2 separate regions of the Homo sapiens genome follow, and region 1 is linked to region 2. Evidence: chromatin loops called from intact Hi-C (ENCODE). Cell type or tissue: B cell. All regions are shown on one strand. Links, peaks and the distances in the headings refer to the core of each region. The heading gives the core; the rest is flanking DNA.

Evidence for each region. A loop is a pair of places that touch in the nucleus more often than their neighbours do. Peaks named below come from ENCODE experiments on the same cell type or tissue, not always from the same donor. Only the 100,000 strongest peaks of a DNase experiment are listed, where the experiment ranks them.
Region 1: a loop joins it to region 2, with 2.9 times the contacts of the local background. A loop is called at or near these places in 1 of 110 quality-filtered maps.

Annotation. Positions count from the first base shown.
Region 1 is chr9:99,585,239-99,596,166 of GRCh38, reverse strand. LOC101928438 (a long non-coding RNA gene) reads left to right here. Exons shown (of 7, transcript NR_109802.1): 5 at 7,581-7,742; 6 at 9,183-9,282; 7 at 9,517-10,381. Among named protein-coding and RNA genes, the nearest start is that of NAMA, 220 kb to the right of the region's middle. In B cell, for the core only: no CTCF peak of the experiment used is centred there; DNase peaks (open chromatin) are centred at 2,436, 2,576, 3,136 and 5,096; H3K4me3 peaks cover 475 bases; H3K27ac peaks cover 1,081 bases.
Region 2 is chr9:99,653,967-99,664,894 of GRCh38, reverse strand. The region is part of intron 3 of LOC101928438 (a long non-coding RNA gene); the gene reads left to right. Among named protein-coding and RNA genes, the nearest start is that of NR4A3, 160 kb to the left of the region's middle. In B cell, for the core only: no CTCF peak of the experiment used is centred there; a DNase peak (open chromatin) is centred at 4,504; H3K4me3 peaks cover 897 bases; H3K27ac peaks cover 1,604 bases.

The DNA.
Region 1 (10,928 bases), core at 2,263-7,262, 69 kb after region 2:
TATAATGAAGGGCAGGGTGAAGGGGAACCTTCCTTATTTTCGCTAATAAATAAGACAGAGAGGCCACCCTATGATAAGGGAACAACCTTTTCTGTCATGTCTTCATTGAAATTGAAGAAACGAAATGAGCACTGACGGAGAAGGGTGATGTCACCCTGTCATCTGCTGTCCCTGAAATACCACTTCCTCTTGGTGGGAGCATGACGAGACAACACAGAAACGCAGTTTGGTCCCTCTCAGAGGGACTGTCAGCTCTTCAGATGCTCACATGCAATGAAAGGGTGTCACTGATGAACCCAGCTACCTAATCCTAGAGGAAAAATAGAAGACATAACATACAGAAATACATAAGACAACAGAAGAGGGCTGTTATTTGCAGACAAATACTCTTAAAGGTATTTTATAGTATGCCCTCAGCCCCATCACCACCACACACAGACACTACCATCCAGTTTTACAAAAATAAATTTTGTGTGTCAGATTTGTGCTAGGCATTGTTTTAGATGCTGTAGGAAATCCTGGTGGGGCAAAGGCAAAGATTTGTCTGACCTAGTAATGCCCTTAAGAAAGTTTATATTCTAGTGGAAAGATAGAAGTGTTCCAAGGTCATTGATAACCTATGAAATGATGCATAATAAACACATGAAGAGTAAGCAAAGAGCCATGGGACCCTGAGGAGGAAGGCTTCTCCCGGGTGAAGGGAATTAACATCTGTTAATTTATATACAAAGTCTATGAAATCAGTGTGTTGAAGAGATATCTGCACTTCCATATTCACTGCAGCACTCTTTACAATAGCCAAGCCATGGAATCAACCTAAGTGTCCATCAACATAAGAATGGATAAAGAAAATGTGCTGTATAGGCACAGTAGAATACTATTCAGCCTTAAAAAAGAAGGAAATGCTGTCATTTGTAACAAAATGAAATAAACATGGAGGACATTATGTTAAGTGAAATAAGCCAGGCACAGAAAGACAAACACAATATGATCCCACTTATATGTGGAATCTACAAATGTTGAACTCATAGAAACCAAGAGTAAAATGGTGGTCACCAGAGACTGGGGTTAGAGAGATTGAGGAGATGTTGGTCAAAGGACACAGAATTTCAGTTAGACAGGAGGAATAAGGTTAAGAGATCTATTGTGCATCATGGTGACTATATTGTGTACTGGAACATTGCTAACAGAGTAGATTTTGAGTATTCTCACCACAAAAGTAGGTGAGGTAATGTGTACGTTAATTAGTTTAATTTAGCCATTCCACAATGTATACATATGTCAAAACATGTTGTACACCATAAATATATGTATTTTTTACTTGTTAATTAAAAACTTCTTTAAAAACAGAAGCTATTATGTGGCACATGCTATGCTGGGAATTTTACCCATTTTTTTTTTCCAACAGGAAAATTGAATGAGGTCAGTATTATTAACTCTTTGACAATGGGTTATTTGGAACCTCAAAGAGTTTAAGTAACTTGCCTGCGTCATGCATTAGCAGTAGTCAAGGTAGCACCCAGCTCCAAGGCTGTCTGATGTCAGAGTCTTGGCAGTTTCCTTTCCACTAGAGATAACAGAAGGCAGCTTTTGACTGGGGCTTGAAAAATTTCAACAGGTGGAAAAAAGGAATGTAAAGTGGACAACAAGAGAAGGCTTGTCACTCCAAGGAAAGGATGGTGTGTCACGAGATAACCCAACACTGCCTCATCCGTATCATCCATGTTGCCATTAAACAGATCACACACTACAAGACAGGCCCTGTACTTGTCCTTAAGAGATATGGGTGCATAGGACAAAAACCCCTAACCTTGCACATATGAGTCGAAATATATCTGAGGAATCATGCAGAATATGGAGTATATTCAATGCCTAATGTGGCATTGATGTGTTATGAATCATGGTTATTTTATCTAAAAGAGAATGACTGAGAATATGAAGAGGTATGAGAAGGCACTGGCCTGGAATTTGGAGGATCTCAGGCTGGCCTTGATTACTACATCCTGACTTTGTGACTCTGGGCAAGTCACATCCATTCTCTGGCCTGAGTTTCTTCATGGGGGGAGTGAAGGTTTAATTTACATGATTTTGAACATCTTCCTTCCAGCTCAAAGCAGACACTGAGGAGCTTTGCTAAATTAATTTTGTTCTAACAGGTCTTCTTTTGAGTATTCTCCCCCATTTCTCCCCCAAGATGGCTAATGCTGTTTCTTGGAAACATTGATTGCACACCTCCACCCTACCTCAGAGGGGAGGGGAGCCAAGCAAAAGTGTCTCTCTGAGGAGGAAGGTGGAGTTGCCCACCTGCCCAGGGCAGTAAACATTCCTCCCTGGCAGTCAGCTGACTGTGGTTGGGGAAACCCAGCCTGGAAGATCTCTAAGGCTGTATCTCCGTGCCTGAAAATGACACTACAACCCTGCATTATTCACCCAGCTACCAACTGTGTTTACAAAATAGGACTGGCAAGTTCTGGATAATTGGCCACTCCTGGCTAAAATTATAAAGTCACTACGTCATTGTGCTTCAGCACAGTGGAAACAACAAGAGGTAGAAAATGGATTCATTTGAGGCCAATTTTAAACATTTAGGTCATTTATTACCACTGAATCCCTAATTCTTTCTGTGTTCACAGTAAACGTCAGCTTATTCTTGGACTGCTAAATACACAGACTAAATGATCTCTTCTGAGGTACTCTGTTGGAAGGCTGGCTACCTTGTGCTTTTATTGAGCATTTAAAAGCCTTGAGTTTCATTCTTACCTCTGACACTAACTCTCTGTGTCATCTCAGATAAGCCACTAACCTCTTTGTGCCAATTTTTCTCATTGGTAAGATGAGGAAGTTGGACAAGATCTGTAGTTTCATTCACTAGCTTTAAAAACTTTTTTTTTTTTTTTACCATTGATCCCACATTTTGAAACATTCTCACTCTCAAAAATTTACATTTATTAAGTAAAAATTAATACTAGGAAAAACACTGCTTAAGTAATAATTAACATTAGAAAAACGCAGCTTTTCCTAGTATTTTCATTGACCATAGATTTCTATAATTTCTAGTCAGAAGTTCTGATAACAGTGAGGTACCCAGTGTGACCACATTGAGATGATGTCATTCCAGACATAAGAGAAGACACGTGACATTTTCTCTCACCTGGGTGGGGAGGCCGACCACAGGAACACTTGTGATTTCTGGAAAGATGTGGAAGGTTGAAAAGAGCTGGAGGAACCAAATTGTCAAAAGCACAGGCAGACCTGGGTTTAGAGTTTCATTTTACCATTTGGTAGCTATGTGACTTTAGGAAAATGACTTAACTTCTCTCAGCCTCATCATTCTCATTTTTAAAGTAGAGATAATCAGGAAATTGTATGTACCCTGGCTATCTCACAAGTTTTTTTCTAACAGTTAAATTAAATAATGCATTTGGAAAGTTGTTCAAAACTGCAAAACCTGAAACAAATGAAAGTTGTTACTCCTAGTGTTGTAAATATTCTCATTCCAAATATTATTAGAATATTAGATTGTAACTGACAACTTCTCAGACTCATATTCCACCATCCATCCTGTTAGATGTATGAAATAATTTGACTCTGCTTCTTTCCTTTATTCATAAACTAATTTTTTTCTTATTATTATTAACTTTGTGGTAAAATTCACATTAAACTTACCATTTTAAGATGTAAAATGCAGGGCTATTAATATAGTCACAGTGTTATGCAACCATTACCACTATCTAGTTCCAGAATATTTTCGTCACCCCAAATAAAATCCTATACCTATTAAGCAATTGCTCCTCATTCTACCCTCTACTCCCCCTCTAGCCTCTGGCAAACCGCCAGTTGACTTTGTGTGTCTATGGATTTTCCTTTTCTGAGCATTTCATATTAGTGGAATCATACAGAATGTGGGTCTTTTGTGTCTGACTTCTTTCCCTTAGCATAATGTTTCCAACCTTCATCCATGTTGTAGCATGTATAGAACTTTATTTCTTTTTAGAGCTGAATAATATTCCATTGTATGAATATGCCACACAGAGTGGTTTTAACTCTTGTGGATTATTGCCTTCTTTGAAAATCTGATGACATGCACAAACACACTCTTCTCCCCACAAAACTGCATGTAATTTCAAGGCATTGAAAGAGACCCCCAAGTCCATTAATGTACCCCAGATTAAGATCTCCTGCTCAAGTAAGAGAACTTTTCCTGAATTATCCTATTCATTCATTCACTCATTCACTCATTCATTCATTCATTCATTCTAACCATTCATTTATAATTACTAATTGTATGTAAAGTGCTTTTCTATGGTGGAAGGCATGAGAATAAAAGTGAGAAAAAAGTGGACACTCGTGGAGCTTACTTTCTAGCGGTGGGAAGCAAATAAATTCAATCTGATTTTTACCATTGATCCCACATTTTGAAACATTCTCACTCTCAAAAATTTACATTTATTAAGTAATAATTAATACTAGGAAAATATATTAATAAAAATAATTAATATGGGAAGCAAATAAATTCAATCTGATTATTATTCCAGGAGAGGAATAATACTAAATAATAATTATTAATTATAGTAATAATTATTATTATTCCAGAAAAGGAATAATCTAGCAAAGAGGTCTAGATAATGTTCCTTCTTCCTGTGATAGCGGCAATTCTATCTTTAAATTATGAAACAATTCAGGTGAACATGTGGATTTTCTCAAATTTTTCTTTCAAAAAGGCTACAGTTTGCTATGTTTCATAGTAATTGAGAGCACAGGCTTGGGAGCCAGAGTCTACCTTTTCCATGAAATATCTGTTTCACCCCCACCCCAGAAAGTTAGTTACCTCTCTTCATATATTTTCATCTATAAAATGGTAATAATAATCCTATATAATTTATCCTTTTTACAACAACCCTACTCAATGAAATAAAGTATGTAAAACAACTAAGACACCTGAAATACAGATTTTGCTCAATAAATGGGGGATCATTTGTTTACCAAACAATTGCCCATTGCCATTCTCTCCTGAAGTAAAGCTCCTTTGCATGCTGCTTAACCATGGGGAAAAAGGAAGTGTTCTGTCACATGTGTTGTTTTAGTCAGAAAAAGAAGGAAGTGGGACGTGTCTTACAAGGCTGGAAGAAAAGGAGCTGGGCTGTTTCAGCCCCACCAGTACATACTGGTTGATGTTTCACCTCTCTGTCTCTATTTTGAGAATCATTCTGGATTTTCCTGAGATTTGGGTTCATGATGTCTTGTTTCTGCCTTAAAGGCAGAATCTCCCTTACCCAGCCTCTTCCTTCTGTTTTCTTCTGGGTCTCTGCTTTAGAGAATTCTTCCCTGGCCTTGTTTTCTCCTCTCCCTCCCCAGCCCTGTCACTCAATTCCCCTTATCCTGCTTTCTTTCTCTTCATGGCATTTAACACAATTTTTAATCTCTAGTGCATAGAACAGGGCTGGGCACTAGCAGACACTCAAGGAAATATTTATTGGACAGACCAATTTATTGAAAATCTCAGTATTCATGAATTTTGTATTTCCTGCCCACTTGCTGTTAGGTGTGGCTCAATTACTCATTTTGACTAATGAACTGTACTGAGTGGAAGTGACAATGTATCACTCTCAGGCAGATCCTTAATGAGCCAGGGCAAGCTATTGATTCTCTTTCCTTCTGTTGTGTAGCTAACCATATGTGAGATTGTGGCTGCATTGTCATCCCAAGTCCCAGAGTGGCTACAATGAGTGGAGCCTCCCCTAATTTCTTGTGATAGGGATGTTACATAAAAAAGAAATAAATCTTTACTGTTTTAAGCCACAGAGCTTTGTGGGTTATTTGTTACTACAGCATAACCTATATTTTCCTGACTGATACAAGTGCCAACCTTATAATTTAGTCTCTTACTCTCTCCCCACAAAAGAGATCTGGTAACACTCAACTTCAAATAAAAAACCCATGATTAGAAAAAATAGATGTGGCATTATAGTACTATCTTAGGTCGCATCTACGTCTAATTTATTCACAAGATGTCTACAGAATGATCATTGGTCAGCTCCTACTTCATGTACCGCACTTTAGCACTGGAGAATGAGATTAAGTTTTAGAAATCATTTCCTTCAGGTAGCAGAGGTTTCTCCACATGAGACCTCCCTACCCCACCCCCATCCCCAGGCCCTGTGCAATTTGTTCTTCCTCAGCCTCCACTGCAATGACTAAATCTGCACAGTCTCTGACCAACGTTAGCCCTTTTATGTTCATAAGACAGACAATTATCTCAATGCTCAATTGCAGATTAATTGAAGTGCTGGTATAGTAGAAGAAAAAAGATTTTGCATCAGAGAACTTTGGTTCAATCCATGAACCAAAAAGCTCCATGATCTTGAGTAAATTGCTTAGTTTTTCTGAACCAAAGGACCCCAATTATAAAATTGGGATGACAATGTGAGTCTAACCAAAATTCTTGCAGATAGATGTGTTTTGGAATTCAGAATTTTTTAGATTTTAGAAAGGTAATATGTTGCATATGATGCATAAATTGAAACAAACCAAGTAAGACCTGGGAAGCCCTTCAAAACGAAACACGTTACTATTTCTGCATCAAAATGTATCATAGTCAAGTAAATGGGACAAAGACTATGAAGAGGCTTTGTCATTACATGAGTTTTCCCAGAACTTTTGGTTTTCAGAGTTTTAGAAAAAAATTATGAACAAGGTATTGTGGGCCTGTAGCTGTATTTTAGGTTGTTACTATTTCATTATTATGTTATTATTTCAAATAATATGTTATTATCTCATTTTTGATGTATATAAAATGAAATAAAATAATGTATATAAAAATAAAGTCATGTATATAAAAAGGATATTTTGTAGAATGTATATAAAAGGGACATTTGAACAATGTCGCCATAAAAATGAGAATTGTTATATCCTCACAGCACAGAATTAGTAGTTCATTCAATAACATTCCACATAACATTCAAAAATAACAGTAATATGCAGTTAACATCTACAATATGTTAGTCATTTCTCTAGGTGCTGGCACTTATGTTACCAATAAATCAAAGCTGAATTTCTTCTCATCAATCTCTTTCCCAAAAGATGCATGTGCTTCTGTGTAATCCTTTTGTCTTAGTCTGCTTGAGCGCTGTAACAAAATACTTTAGACTAAGTAATTTTTAAACAACAGAAATTTATTGCTCACAGTTCTAGAGGTTAGGAAGTCCAAAATCAAGGTGTCAGCAGATTTGGTACTGGTGAGGGCTCACAGATAGTGCCTTCTGGCTGCATCCTCACATGGTGGAAGGCGTGAACAATCTCCCTCAAGCCTCTTTTGTAAGAGCACCTATCTCATTCATGAGGACTCCATCCTCCTGGCCTAATGACTTCCCAAAAGCCCCAGGTCTTAATACTATTGCATTGTGAATTAGGTTTCAACACATGAATTTGGGGGGAAACACAGACATTCAGACCACAGTAACTTTCCTACATGTGCGCACACACAGAGCCAGACTTTTGATAGTTTCTTATGCTTATTAAGATACTTCTTTATTTGGGGCTTTAAAAAATGTGTCAGATAAATTAAGTTCTCTACTTTTCAGAACAAAGTCCTAGAAGGTCTTCTGGTGAGTCACATTCTGAGCAGCAAAACTGGCATTGAGGCATAATTAACATTCAGATTGCCCCCAGTTTCTATGGAGATGAGTCTAGCCCCTCGGGGGAGTAGTGATGGATGTGTAATCTCCAAGATAAGTAACTGACAGGTAAGAAATTTTTCTTTCTCAGATGCATTAATTATTCACATTCATTATTCATCAAACACTGCGAATTTCTATTTGGAAATTGGACCAAATAGAGATATTCTTCCTGGTCCACTTCCTATAATCAAATTCTCCTAGGGACTGCTGAGAGTTTGAATAGGTCTGCTGTTTGGTCTAGTTTAATGGCAGGTGTTTGTTTAGTGTCACCAGATGATGGAATAAAGACTAAACACCTTGTGGACTACAGAAGCAAAGACTTGCATGGGCTTCATCCTCTCTAGGTACTGATATTTCCTTCTTACTGTTTTCTCCTTCTAGAATGTAAGCTTAGTAACAACTCAGACCTTGCTTGTCTTGTTCACCAGTGCATCTCCAAGCTCCTATAACAGAGTATAGACACTTGATAAATATTTTTTGAATGAATGAATGAGGTTTGGGTCAGGGGATGGCAAAGTCCATCAGAGTGAATGCATATGGGAACTGTCAAATGGGAGATCCAGCCCTGGTTCTTTAATGGGAATTGCTGTCCACATCCTTCCCTGGCTAAGATAAAACATACAAGGGGCACAGAGAGAAGTAATTGGGGCAAGACCCTTAGTCCTTTCCATGATTGGCACCTCTTGGCACATTCTTTAAGTCAATTCTTATTGCAAACATTGTCTTTTTATCAGTGTATCTGAATGTAGACCTGTATTTTGCCTGATATATATCCTGGGACCATGGTCAGTCAAGAATTACTGATGGCCTCAACAGGCCAGGCTTTGAAACCGCACACAGTGCCTAGTCTCAATATAGAGCCATGGCCCAAGGTCAGTTCTCTAAGAATTAATTTGAGGAAACAAATTCACTGAATGCCTATTTGCCTAATGACCAATCTTCCAAAAACAGACTTTCTATAATAGGATCGACTTAAAAAGTGGGCAGCCATTGGGGTTCTATGGGATGGTTTCAAGGGCCTTTGAGTTTTCCAATAGTGTCTTTTTTGCTCCATTAGTCTTACCTTCATTAGAGCCACCTCTTCACGGCAAGTCAAAGCTTCATGTTGTATAGGTTTTTGGATCTGTGACTTTTTGGCATGAGGATTTTTTTTTTTTTTTATATTTCAAATCAGGTGTTGTGTATGTCTTAAATGTCAGGAATATTACAAAAGATAGAGCAGGTGTCTCTTGTCTAACACATTCCAAATCTAGTTTACTGCCTAAATACATGTTAACTGGTTCAAACAAATTAATATTTTGTTTGGGCTTTGAGCAAACCCAAAAGTATTTTAGGATCTAAATTATTAAATACAAAAGAAATGAATGTTCAGTCACCTTGGACTAATAGGGCTAAGTGGCTAAAACGATATAGTTGTAAGAAAGCTAAAAACTAATTGTGTTTCTTAGTAACACATCCTTTCATTCATTCATTAATTCAACATATTGAGTCTCTTTTTGTTGCCAGGCTGTATTCTAGGAACTCAAAATGAAAGAAAAATAGGATATGTTTCTTACTTTAGAGACCACAGAAACTAGTCTCCTATATTGGACCTTCTTGGTAAGAGGTAGGATTTATTCTCTTGAATTCATTGACTTTTTTTGGTGCTCATCCTTTTATTCCATTCTACCTTCTACTTTACAAGTATAACTTATATGCCTTAACTGTACTGATTTTTACCTTCATGGCCTATCCTAATTCTCATGAAAATGCCCTTTCTCGTCTCACATATGCTCACTGTATCACTGGAGACCTCAGTTTTAGCCTCTCAGCCTCTTTCTGTCCTTTCTTGCTCTGGCAGCCCCATCCCTTCAAAGGCCACATGAATCTGAAGGCCAATATTCAAGTCCTATGCTGTTATTATCAACTTGGATGCAGCGAGTCATCTGACCTGACCTGTGGACACAGCCTCTGCATCTGTTGAGAGGATTAAAGAAGTCTAATTCACAGTTACTGCAAGTATAATGGAGCTGAGAGGATGGTGTGAGCAATAGCACCAATGTAAGAGTTATCATAGATTAACACACTACTGGTTCTGATGCAGCACATAAGGCAAGTACCATGGGAATGCAGAGGAGAAAGAAATTAGGGAGATCAACAAGGTTTCACAAAGCAGCTATGGTGAACTTGGCCTTGAGAGTAGGGTTTTCCTGGTGAAGAAAAACATTCTAGGCAGAAGAAATAGCATACACAAAGACTCAGAGGCACCAAAGAGTCCTGTGTGTGTGGTGAATAATGAACAGAAATTGCCATAGATTAGGTGGGAAGTCATTGGTGTTAATTTATAGGTTTGATAGAAGCCAATTCTTGAAGGGTTTTGTATGCCACAGTAAAGGACAGAGTTTTATTTAAGGAGCCACTGAAAAGCTTCATTCATTCTACAAATAACTTTTTCGGTGAGCCAGTATGTGCCAAGCATGGTTGTAAGTACTTGTAATACATCAGAATAATAATAAAAAGAGTATTCATGTACCCACCACCCAATTTAAAAACTAAGAAATTGTCAATCCTTATGTAAGTCTCTGTGTTTCCCTTGTCAATGGAATCCTTCTCCTTGCTCCCCAAAAGTAACCCAAACGCTAAGTTTTGTGTTTGTCATTTTCTTGTTTTTCATTTCAGTTTTACTCATATGTGAGGAAAGGGGCTTAAGAAATATTTGCTCAATTGATAAATAAAAATAAAAATATATGCCCCTGTGTGGGTGGTCTCCAGGGCCCTTTCTCACAGATATTGCTTCTACTTCTGTTGTTGTAATTCCAGTGCTCCCAACCAGTCTTCCATCCTCAGTTTTCTTGACTTATATGCTGGTGTATCTCTGTATGAAATTGTTCTATTTACTATTGAAGTAACTTTATACAAATTACTCTTGGAATCCCTTTTCTTTGACATAGCACCTATTTATAATTTTTATCTCTTCTTTCTATCTTTATCCACACGTAAGTGGAATAATCACAATTGTAGATATTTTACATTTTGTGCTTCAGTTTTTCACTTTGTACGTTTCTGTAGTTTTTGTATTTCTAGTCTTTGTATTAATTATTTTTATGACTGCACAATATTCTATCAAGCAAATATATTATAATTTGTTTGATCATAATTAAATTGCTGGATAGTCAGGCTGCTTCCCATTTTAAATGATTGTAAGTAGCATTGCTGCAAAAACCTTTTCACTTAAAAGATTTTTTGTCTTTTATTTCCTTAGGATATATTTTC
Region 2 (10,928 bases), core at 2,068-7,067:
GGATAACAGATGTTTCTTCACTCTCTTTTGATTATGTTCCTGTCACTTGACATGGGATATAGCTTGTTATGATGATGGAGGGAAGAGTGCTGAAACTGGGAGAGGACTGTGAAATATTATAATGGGAGACAGTTCAAATATCCCACTTAGAATTAGTGGGAGGCATTCATGGAGTAATGATATTATCTCATTATCTAAATCTCCTAAGACTGTAAGTATCCTGCCAGTTTCTATTTTATTTACATAACTCAATACTTCAGGCTGTTATAGGAAGTTTCTGACTCTAGCAAGAAATATAAATTGACAGGGGAATATATTCATTATATATTGAATTTTAAAAGAAGATTATAAAATACCGTAAAGATGGAGATTTTGTTTAGTTAGGAAAAGACCCATGCTTTCTATCATGTGTCTAATGATACATCTGACAAGTTAATGTAATAGAAGGGGACACACACACACACACACACACACACATGTACACACATGCTTAGGTCCTAATCATGACTATATCTGGCTGTTGGGACTGTATTTTTATTTCTTTTCTTTTTGCTTATCTAATATCTCTACCTTCTGATTTTCTATGGTGATTATACTGTGCTTGTATAATCAAAATAAAGAGTGAATATGTTTGTGGGGTTATTAGGCTGTTGAGGGCATGAGATACTCTAGGCAACGATCATGGAGTCTCAGTGTTGGAAGTGACTTTTAGGTTATAAGGCCAACCTTGTCCATGTCCTTGCCAAGTGGTTCTCTATTTGTGCACCTCTAGTGGCAGAAAGCTCACTGCCTCCTGAGGCAGCCCACTCCATATGTCTGCATATGACTTCTACACATGAAGTTCTGCTCTTGGAAGTAATAGATTCTGGATTTTTGCAATAGCCTCCTAATTGGTCTTCCTGTTTCCATTCTTGCCCCTCTGTAATCTCTCTTCAACAAAGTTGTCTTCCAAAAAAAGATCATGAAGGTTGTAGTTTCTGATTTATATGTATGTATATACAGTTTCAGTCTACTGTAAAGGGAAGAGAAAGAAAGAAAACAGAGGATATGAATCTAGGGACTATGCTTAAGGAAAACATATAAAGGCTTTATTGGTGCTAGAAGCATCACCAGTATAAATAAAACATATGCTGCTTCTTTGAATTTTTATAGATGTAACTTTAATGTAATGAGATTAAATTATCTTCTGTGGAAGGGACATTATGGTAGGCACTGTTGGTGAAGATAGAAAGCAAAAGATAGAAGAGGAATTCAAGGTATGAATTTCTTTCTCTCATGACACACACTGTCCAGTTAGGGAGAGCCTGAAACAGATTATATAAAACATCCTGAGAGCCGACACAATGTACCATAAAATGAACCATAGACAAGGGGCATCAGATGACTGGTAAATTAAGGGAAGATGAGAGTGCACTGGTGCTGCAATTCCATTCAATAATTTTTTTTGAATATCTCTGTTCTGAAAATGACTGTGCTGATTTCTGTGGAAATATACAAAAAGAATAAAGCATTGAGCTTACCCTCAATGTCTGTGGTTCAGTGGCATTCAAGATTAGTGATAGGAGTTTTTAAAGACTTGGGCAAATGTTCTAGACAGTGTTAAACTAAAAAATAGCATACAAAATTACACGGTCAGTATGATTTTAACTGTGTAAAAAGTACCCAGAAGAACATTAGGAGAAAATATGCTGAAATGTTAACAATTTTTAAAAAAGTCAATCATGTCAGGGTGGAATTATGGTGATTTTACCTCCCCCCACCTTTAAACAGTTAACTCTTGAAGAACACAGGTCTGAACTGCATGGGTCCACTTACATGTGGATTTTTTTTCCACTTCTGCCACCCATGAAACAGCAAGACTGACCCCTCTTCTTCCTCCTCCTTTTCAACCTACTTAACAAGAAGATGATGAGGATGAAGACCTTTATGAAGATCCACTTCCACTTAATGAATAGTACGTATATTGTTTTCCTTATGATTTTCTTCATAATGTGTTCTCTCTAACTTAATTATAAGAATTCAGTATATAATACACACAAAATGAAAAATATATGTTAATTAACTGTTTATGTTATCAGTAAGGCTCTGGTCAACATAGTTAACCCAGCTAAATTTTGGGGGAGGCCAAAGTTATATGTGGCTTTTTGACTGTATGGGGATGTCAGCACCCCTAACTCCCACATTGTTCAAGGGTATTTTTATGTGCTTACCCATTTTCCATCATAAAATGCATTGTCCTGTTTTATAATCATTAAAAAAAATAGTTAATTCCACCAATTTTACCGATATTCTGGTCTTGCAGGATAATAGAGACTTTATCCTAAAGCTTGAGGTCAGTTCTTAGCTGTTATTCTACTGACCGTCATAGCTTTTAACCACCTACTATTTCTTAACACATCCTTGACTGCCATGGATTTGCACTTTTGTTGTTCTTTCACATCTCGTATTTCTCTTTCTCCCTGTATATGTCCTAATTTTGTGTTTCTAAGGCTTCATCTTTACCCTTCCCTCTCTTGGGGACTACTCTGTACATAGGCTAGGGGATCTCAAGTGTACCATCTGTGACCTTGGCAGCAAGTCCAATCCCTGAATCATGACACACAAGTCGTGGCCTCTTTAAGGAGCATCAGGAGCCAAGGTGGTCCTCTGTAACACACGTGTGCTCTGGCCTTTCCACATCAGAGTATTTTGAAAGATAATGTAGGGCCAAGTGAAGAGATGGGACTGGTCTTAACTTCTCTGAGCCTCTGTTTCCTCATCTGTAAAATTGTATGTAGGGTTAGGATGAAACTGCAAAGAGTTAAAATATTTAAAGTGCCCAGTGTGGTACCCACATGCAACAGCTGCTCCAGGAATGTTCTTTCCCTTCCTTTTCCCCTTCCTCCATTTCTACCATCTGCCAGGATATGAGATTGACGATCTTCAGGGCATATTGTCTGTGGCTTTTATTATATACATCTATTAAAGATCCAGTTAATCTATTTTGGTTGCCATCAAAGCAAAGGATTACCATCAAAATGTCTATTTATGCAAACAGAATGGAGTAGTTTATTGATCCGCCAATTAGTAGTGTTCTACTATTTTAGTCTAGTCTTAGCTTTTGGGAGTTTCTCCTGCAGTTAGCAGAATGTCAGTGAATAAACAAATAAAATACATGTATTGTGTGGGATTAAAACAGTAGCAAAAGGGATTATTGAAATTACTCAGTCCCACTTTTATGGTTTTTCTAATGCTTGTTTTAGCTGTTTTTATCTAAACAGCTGTTTTAGCTGTTTGAGGGAAGTGAAGTCCTGGAATCTCTCTGCCTCAACAATGTACACTAGAGTATTGAAAACAATTATGATTTATCTTGCCAGAAGATACTTTTCTTTTCCCACCTTGATAACCCTTGGTGTTAAAGTGAGAGACAATATGGTATAGTGGAGAGTGTTTTAGACTCAGATTTGCATTTAGGCTTCATAAGAGTGGGAAATCATTCCTTTTTCATACAGCTAGTATGATAATTAAGTCAGTTAACACCTATGGTAGCTTTTTTTTTTAAGTACTAGCAATATAAGCCATTATTATTTCTTAGGCTGATGCAACAAATAATCCAGAAATATCTGACTCTAGTCTTTCTTGATGTAGTTAAATATTTATTTTGTTTTCCATGGTGTTTGCCCTTTAAGCAATAACAATAAAAGAAAAAGAGATAATTATCTTTAAGAGAAATTAGCATCCAAAACGCCTCAGCTACTATATCTTTTGTCACTTAGCTAGTGCATGGCTTACAGTGGATGTTCAATACATGTTGAGCATCCACTGTTGAATGAGGAATGAATGGAATAGATTTATCCCACCCTTAAGATAGAAGGATAGTCATGGTGACTTTTTAGCAGAGAGAACCACAATTCGCTGACCACTCTTAAAAAGCATCTGTGAAGCCGTGATCAACTAGGGCTAGGGCTCTCCATACACTGTGTATGATATATGTTATTAGGTTTCAGATTGGCTTGTATTAGTTCTAACCAATCGGTACATTTTAATTAATGAAGTTTAACATTTGTTGAGTACTTTGTAGTTCATGAAGCACTTTCGTGTCAATATGTCCTAGAATATTATGGAGTCTTACTGATCCTATATAACATAGATGAGGAAATAAAATTTAAAGAAATTAAGTAACTTGTTTAAGGTAACATAGAAAGCGAGAAGCAGAATCTTGCTGTGAACTCAGGTCATCTGGGTCCAAGCTCAGGGCACCATGACCTGAGACTCCTGCCCTGGCCGCTGCTACTGTGGTGCTTAAGCGTTTTGCCTCTGAGTTTCTGCAGTGCCTAGGATGAGATACTGGGAGGCAATTTGGTTTTGGAGGTGCGGAGGGGGAAGCTGGCTGTTCCACAGTTGCTTGCTGAGCCATCTGCTCTCTCTTCCTCTTCAGAAATGATGCATTTGTTACTGTGGGCTGCTTTTGCTGAATACTTGGATTATGTCACTTTCTCTGTTTGTCACATGTGGGGCATTTGGTGACATGCAACTCAGCCTACATTGGTTTTCCTACGTAATGTGATGGGTACAGGCACATTTGCTTTCATTTCAATGTCTGAACAATTTTAATGCCATTTAGACAAGAGTCACATGTCTGTGCAACAATAGAAGACTTCTCACTTTCAACTTCCTTTTTTTGTACAGTGCTAATAGAAATTGGGGGGAAAATTACATACACACATGTGCACACACATACGACACAAACAAACCAAAGGATCCTATCGATTAAGTTGGACACTGGTCAACTGTGTCATGGAGTTTTGTACTAGTAGCAGTACTTGTGTGTGCAGGTTTATCTGTTACAATTTAGTATCCAAATCTGTTCATGTTTAGTAATAATTATTAACAATTATCCTGGAATAATTTGTAAGTGAACCGGTGGTTGCAAGGCTTATGTGTGGGTGGGAGAATTAATTTTTATCTCTGTGGGAATATTTGGTAAGATGATTAGGAAGCAACAGACTTAGGTTAGTGCTGCTGCTGATTTGCTTTATGGCCTTGGGGAAGTGATTTCACCTCTTTAGGCCCAGTTATTCTGTCTATAAAATGATGAGTACAAAAGGTCTCTGATAATTCCAGCTCTGTGGATCTATAATTAATTGACCTTGTAATATATAGGAATTAGAGAAGACATACATGGGGTATATTTTCTGAGAATAGAGAAATGGCTTCAAACATTCTGTTTTTTTCTTTGTGAGTAGAAAGAAGAATTATAGGAGAGGTGTCAGGTTGCGCAGATATCTCTGAGCGTGGCTAGGGTATGGAGCTTATTGTTTAGATATAATGTCTATATAAGCAACATTTTGTCAAACAAAAGACTGAAAAATTCTTTTTTTTTCATTCATTTTCATTTCTGAGAATGTTGAGTGCCTTCATGGTTTATTAGGGTATTTAGAATCCCACAAAACTTGATGGGTGGTAACTTATCTCAAGTTGGATTTATTAAGTTCTTCGCTGTTCAAATATATAGTGAGTGCTTACTATGCACCAACCACTGTACTTGATGCTGGAGGTTCAAGGGTGAATTTAATTCATTATTTGACCTCAAGGGATTCCTAATCTGATGACAAAGGCAGGTCTGTAAACAGTACAAGTGCAATAACAAGAAGAATGTACAAATTAACATGGTTGGCAAGGAAGAAGGAGGAAGCAACCTGCTGGGAAAGACTGATGAAGAAAAGATAACACAAAGTAGATCTTAAATGATGGGAAGATTATTTCCAGGTGGAAGTAGTATACGAAGGACAGGCTAAGCCAAAGGAACAAGAGATAGGAAGATACAGAGGTGTGAAATGCATGTGCAATATTGGGCAGTAACAAATAGTGTAGTGTGGCTGGAGTATGCATGAAATGTAGGTTGACTAGGCTGGAGAGAGAGTTTAGAGCCCAAGTGTGAAGAACCTTGATGCCAGTCTAAAGAGTCTGAGTTTTGCTCTATTTCTGGCAAAGGACTTTAAACAGTAGAGTGGCATGAGTGGCTTTTAATGTACCAGTACTGCTTCATTACATACAAGATCTTGGCATGTTCACTGAAGAAGTCTAGGTCAAATGAATTACACCTAGAAGTTTGGTTTAGGTTCTGAATTTATTTTTTAATGGTCTCCTTTTAGGAAAACTGTCTAGGTGTTTTTGATATGCTCTTGCCAGTAAGCAGGGAGGGTCTTATTGGTGGTATCTGTCTGATGTGTCTGGACAGGAAAGGGGAATTTTGTTTTAACTAATGTAGTGGGAATAAGACAAATAAGGTGAGATAAAAAAGGTTCAAAGTCAAGGCAGGTCCTGCAGGAATTTCCTAAGCCAAACAACAGGCAGAGAGATAACAGCTTAGAAGAGGGCTACTGTTAAGTAGTAAGTTAAGGACTAATAATTATAGCCTCACAGTGAATAATATTTTGAATAGGATTCATCTGGAAGACCAGAAAATATGGTTCTCTCCGGCTGGTCATAGGTGAGAGAATAGGGAATCAGTTCTCAGTACTTTCAAGAGTATTGGGAGGTCTTCTGATCACCTATTCATTAGATCCGTGGCAGTTGCCTATGCCTTCTGGGTTGTGATCTTTTCATAGATGGTATGTGCAATTCACCACTAGGAGGGTTGGCTTCTGCCTTGAGTGAGCATAATTACTGTTATAGAAAATGTGATAGGTATATTTGTTGCTTCTGTCTACCCAGTACATCTTTCCCCTTCTAGTAAAGTTATCCCTTTTCCTTTGAGAAGTTGCCCCATATCTATTAAATAGTGAAGCTCAAAAACATTGTTTCTCTGCTTTTCTGGTCAAGGGATGAGCACAGAAATCAACATAGGCCAATCAGACTCTCTTTGGAATTCTGAATCTTGAGAGAAGTCTTCCAAGTATGGAATGCCGTTGGAGCTCAGTCAGCCCATTTGCAATGCCCTGCCAATGCGATGTTTGGAACTGTTTGGTTCTAATTCTCCCTGGTGGCCTGTGTGTTACTTGGTTCATTGAATCTATGATGCTTAACCAATTAATTACTTTTTCTTGCATGCCTAAGTGCTAGAAGTCGCTTTCTGAGCTTCTGACAAAAGAGTCTCAACTATTGCAGAAGTTGGTACCAGGAGTCCTTCAAGTCTTATACATTTTCCTTATAATTTATCCTACTCTTTTTAAAATAACTTTTGTAAGAAAACATAATAAAGGTATAAATTCAGCAATGCATTAATCAGTTTCTCTCTCTTTTTTTAAGAGCTCTTATCTCCATACTACATCAACAAAGAAATTTCCATCTTCCCTTCCTTTCCTTTCCCTTCTCTTCCTTTCCTGTCAGATAAACAGAAATTTGGGGTTTCAAGTTTGGGTCAAGAAAGTAGTTGTGACTGAGAAGGCAGCTACAGTTGGTAGAACCTTTGGGGTTGGGATGAAGAAGGAGGTCAGCATTGAGGAGATGGTCAAGACCCATGAGGACCTTGTAGTCCATGGGGCCTGCGGGGCACCGATCAGAGGTAATTGGGTGTAAGAAGGCCTTTTAGATTTTTGTTTGTTGCTAACTATGTATTATTTTAAAATACAGTTTCTATGTGGTGCTGGAATGCTATTGATTTTCATAGGATGGTCTTGTTTCTGACAGCCTTGCTGAGTACTATTTTTAATTCTAATAGTTTATCTATTTCATTCTGTCGTGGAAAGAGAACATACTTCATATTATTTCAATAATTTTAAGTTTATTGAGACTTTTTTTGTGGCCTTAAATATGGCCTGTCCTGGAGAATATTCCATATGGACTTGAGAAGAATGTGTATTCTGCTATTGTTGGGTGGAGTAGTCTGTTGATATCTGTTAGGTCTAGTTGTTTAATAGTATTGTTCAACGCTTTTTTCTCCAATTTAAAAAATTTTGGCAAAATACACATAACATAAAATTTACCATCATACTCTCTTTCCTTTTTGTTCTTATGTCTAGGTGTTGTATCCATTATTGAAAGTGAAATACTTAATTCTCCAACTAATAATGTTGAATCATCTATTTCTTCCTTCAATTTTGTCAGTTATTGCTTCATGTATTTTGTTGTTAGGTACATCTCTGTTTATAGTTACTATGTCTACCTGATGAATTGACCCTTTTCTCATTTAAAAACGTTTTACCTTGTCTCTATTAATTATTTTGTACTTAAAGCCTTTTTTTCTGGGATTAGAATAGTCACTTCAGCTCCATTTTGGTTACTGTTTGTATGGCATATCATTTTCTATCCTTTTCCTTTTAATCTATCTGTGTCTTTGAATCTATTCTGTATTTCTGATGGAAAGCATGTAGTTGGCTTATTTTGTTAAACCATTTTATCAATCTCTGCCTTTTGATTGGACTATTTAATCCATTTACTATAAATGTAATTGCTCATAAGGTAGGAGTTACATCTGGTATTTTGTTATTTGTTTTCCATATAACTTGTCTTTTTTGTTTCTCTGTTGTTCTATTACTTCCTTCTTTTGTGTTAAGTATTTTTTAGTGTACTATTTTAATTCACTTGTCATTTCTTTTGCTATATACTTTTTGAGTTATTTTCTTAGTTGTTGTCTGAGGATTATAATTAACTTTTTTTATTTAAAAAATTTTGATTAATGCATGATAATCATATATATTTATGGGGCACAGTGGTATTTTGATACATGCATACAATATATAATGATCAAATCAAGGTATTTAGGATATCCATCACCTCAACATTTATCATTTCTTTTTGTTAAGAACATTTAAAATTTCCCCTTCTAGCTATTTTGAAATATGTAATAAATTGTTGTTAACTGTAGTCACTCTGCTATACAGATATAACTGTATTATTTTGTCTATCTAAGTGTATGTTTGCACCCATTAACCAACCTCTCTTCATCCCCCACCTCTACCCTTCTCAGCCTCTGGTAACTATAATTCTACTCTCTATCTCTATGAGATCAACTTTTTTAGCTTCCACATATTAGTGTGAACATGCAATATTTGTCTTTCTGTGCCTGGCTTATTTCACTAACATAATGGCCTCCAATTCCATCCATGTTGCACAAATGACATGATTTTATTATTTTTATGACTGAATAATGTTCCATTGTGTATATATACCACATTTTCCTTATCTGTTTATTCATTGATGGACATTTAATTTTGTTCTATATCTTGGTTATTGTGAATAGCACTGCAATAAACATGGAGAAGGACATTTTAATTTATAACAATCTACTTTAGATTAATATCAATTTAATTTCAATTGCATACAATAATTTTCTGTTATATAGCTTTTTTCTCTCCTCCCTCCTTTGCCCTATTATTATCATACAAATTACATCTTTATACCCTATAAGCCAATGAACAGTTTTAAAATTACTACTTTATGTGAGTTTCTTTTAAATTAGAAGAAAAGAGTTACAAATGAAATGCATTTATACTATCTTTTATATTTACCTGTGCTCTTATTTCTTCTTGTGGGTACAGTCTAGTGTCCTATTATTTTAGTCTGAAGGACTGAATCCCTTTAGTATTTCTTGTAGGGTAATTCTGCTAGTGACAAGTTCTTTGTTTTTGTTTATCTGGGAATGTCTTAATGTCTCCTTCATTTTTGAAAGATAGTTTTGCTGCATATAGAATTATTGAGTTACAGTATTTTTTCTTGTAAATAATTAGGAGGACCTTCATAAGTATAAAATTAAACCTATGAGTCATTTAGGATAAGAATGTTAGTTCAAATGTGAATAGTTAACAGAAACAAAGTCAAAATCAATTAGAGTCTAGATAATAATTATAATTAATGGGGTAAAAGGATAATTCATTTTATTTATTTATTAAAATTTATTTTAGTGAACTATGTGCAGGTTTGAACCTGTGTGCAGAGTTACATGTACAAGTTTGTAACATAGGTACACTCATTTCACAGGGGTTTGATGTACAGATTATTTAATCACCCAGGTACAATGCCTAGTACCCAATAGATATTTTTTCTGCTCTTTTCCCTTCTGCCCTGCACCCTCTAGTAGGCCCCAGAGTCTGTTGTTCCCATCTTTGTATTCATGTGTTCTCATAATTTAGCTCCCACTTATAAATGAGAATATGTGGTATTTGGTTTTCTGTTCCTGCAGTAGTTTGCTAAGGATAATGGCCTCCGGCTCTATCCATGTTCCTGCAAGGGACATGTTTTTGTTCTTTTTTACAGCTGTAGTATTCCATGGTGTATATATACCACATTTTCTTTATCCAGTCTACAATCGATGGGCCTTTAGGTGGATTCTATGTCTCGGCTATTGTGAATAGTGCTGTCATGAACATACATGTGCATATGTATTTATGGTAGGATGATTTATAATTTTTTGGGGTGTATACTCAGTAATGGGGTTGCTGGGTTGAATGGTAGTTCTGTTTTTAGCTGTTTGAGAAATCACCATAGTGCTTTCAACAATGGTTGAACTAATTTTCACTTCTACCAACAATGTATAAGAGTGCCCTTTTCTCCACAACCTCAACAGCATCTGTTATTCTTTGACTTTTTAGTAATAGTCATTCTGACTGGTGTGAGATGGTATCTCATTGTGGTTTTGATTTTTAGCATTTTTTCACATGCTTGTTGGCCACATTTGTGTCTCCTTTTGAAAAGTGTCTGTTCATGTACTTTGCCCACTTTTTAATGGGGTTGTTTTTTTCTTGCAAATTTGCTTAAGATCCTTATAGATGCTGGATATTAGATCTCTGTCAGGTGCATAGTTTGCAAATATTTTCTCCCATTCAGTAGGTTGTCTGTTTACTCAGTTGATAGTTTCTTTTGCGGTGCAGAAGCTCTTAAGTTTAATTATATCCCATTTGTCAATTTTTGCTTTTCTTATGATTGCTTTTAGCATTTTTGTCATTAAATCTTTGCCCATTCCTGTGTCCAGAATGGTACTGCCTAGGTTGTCTTCCAGGGTTTTTATA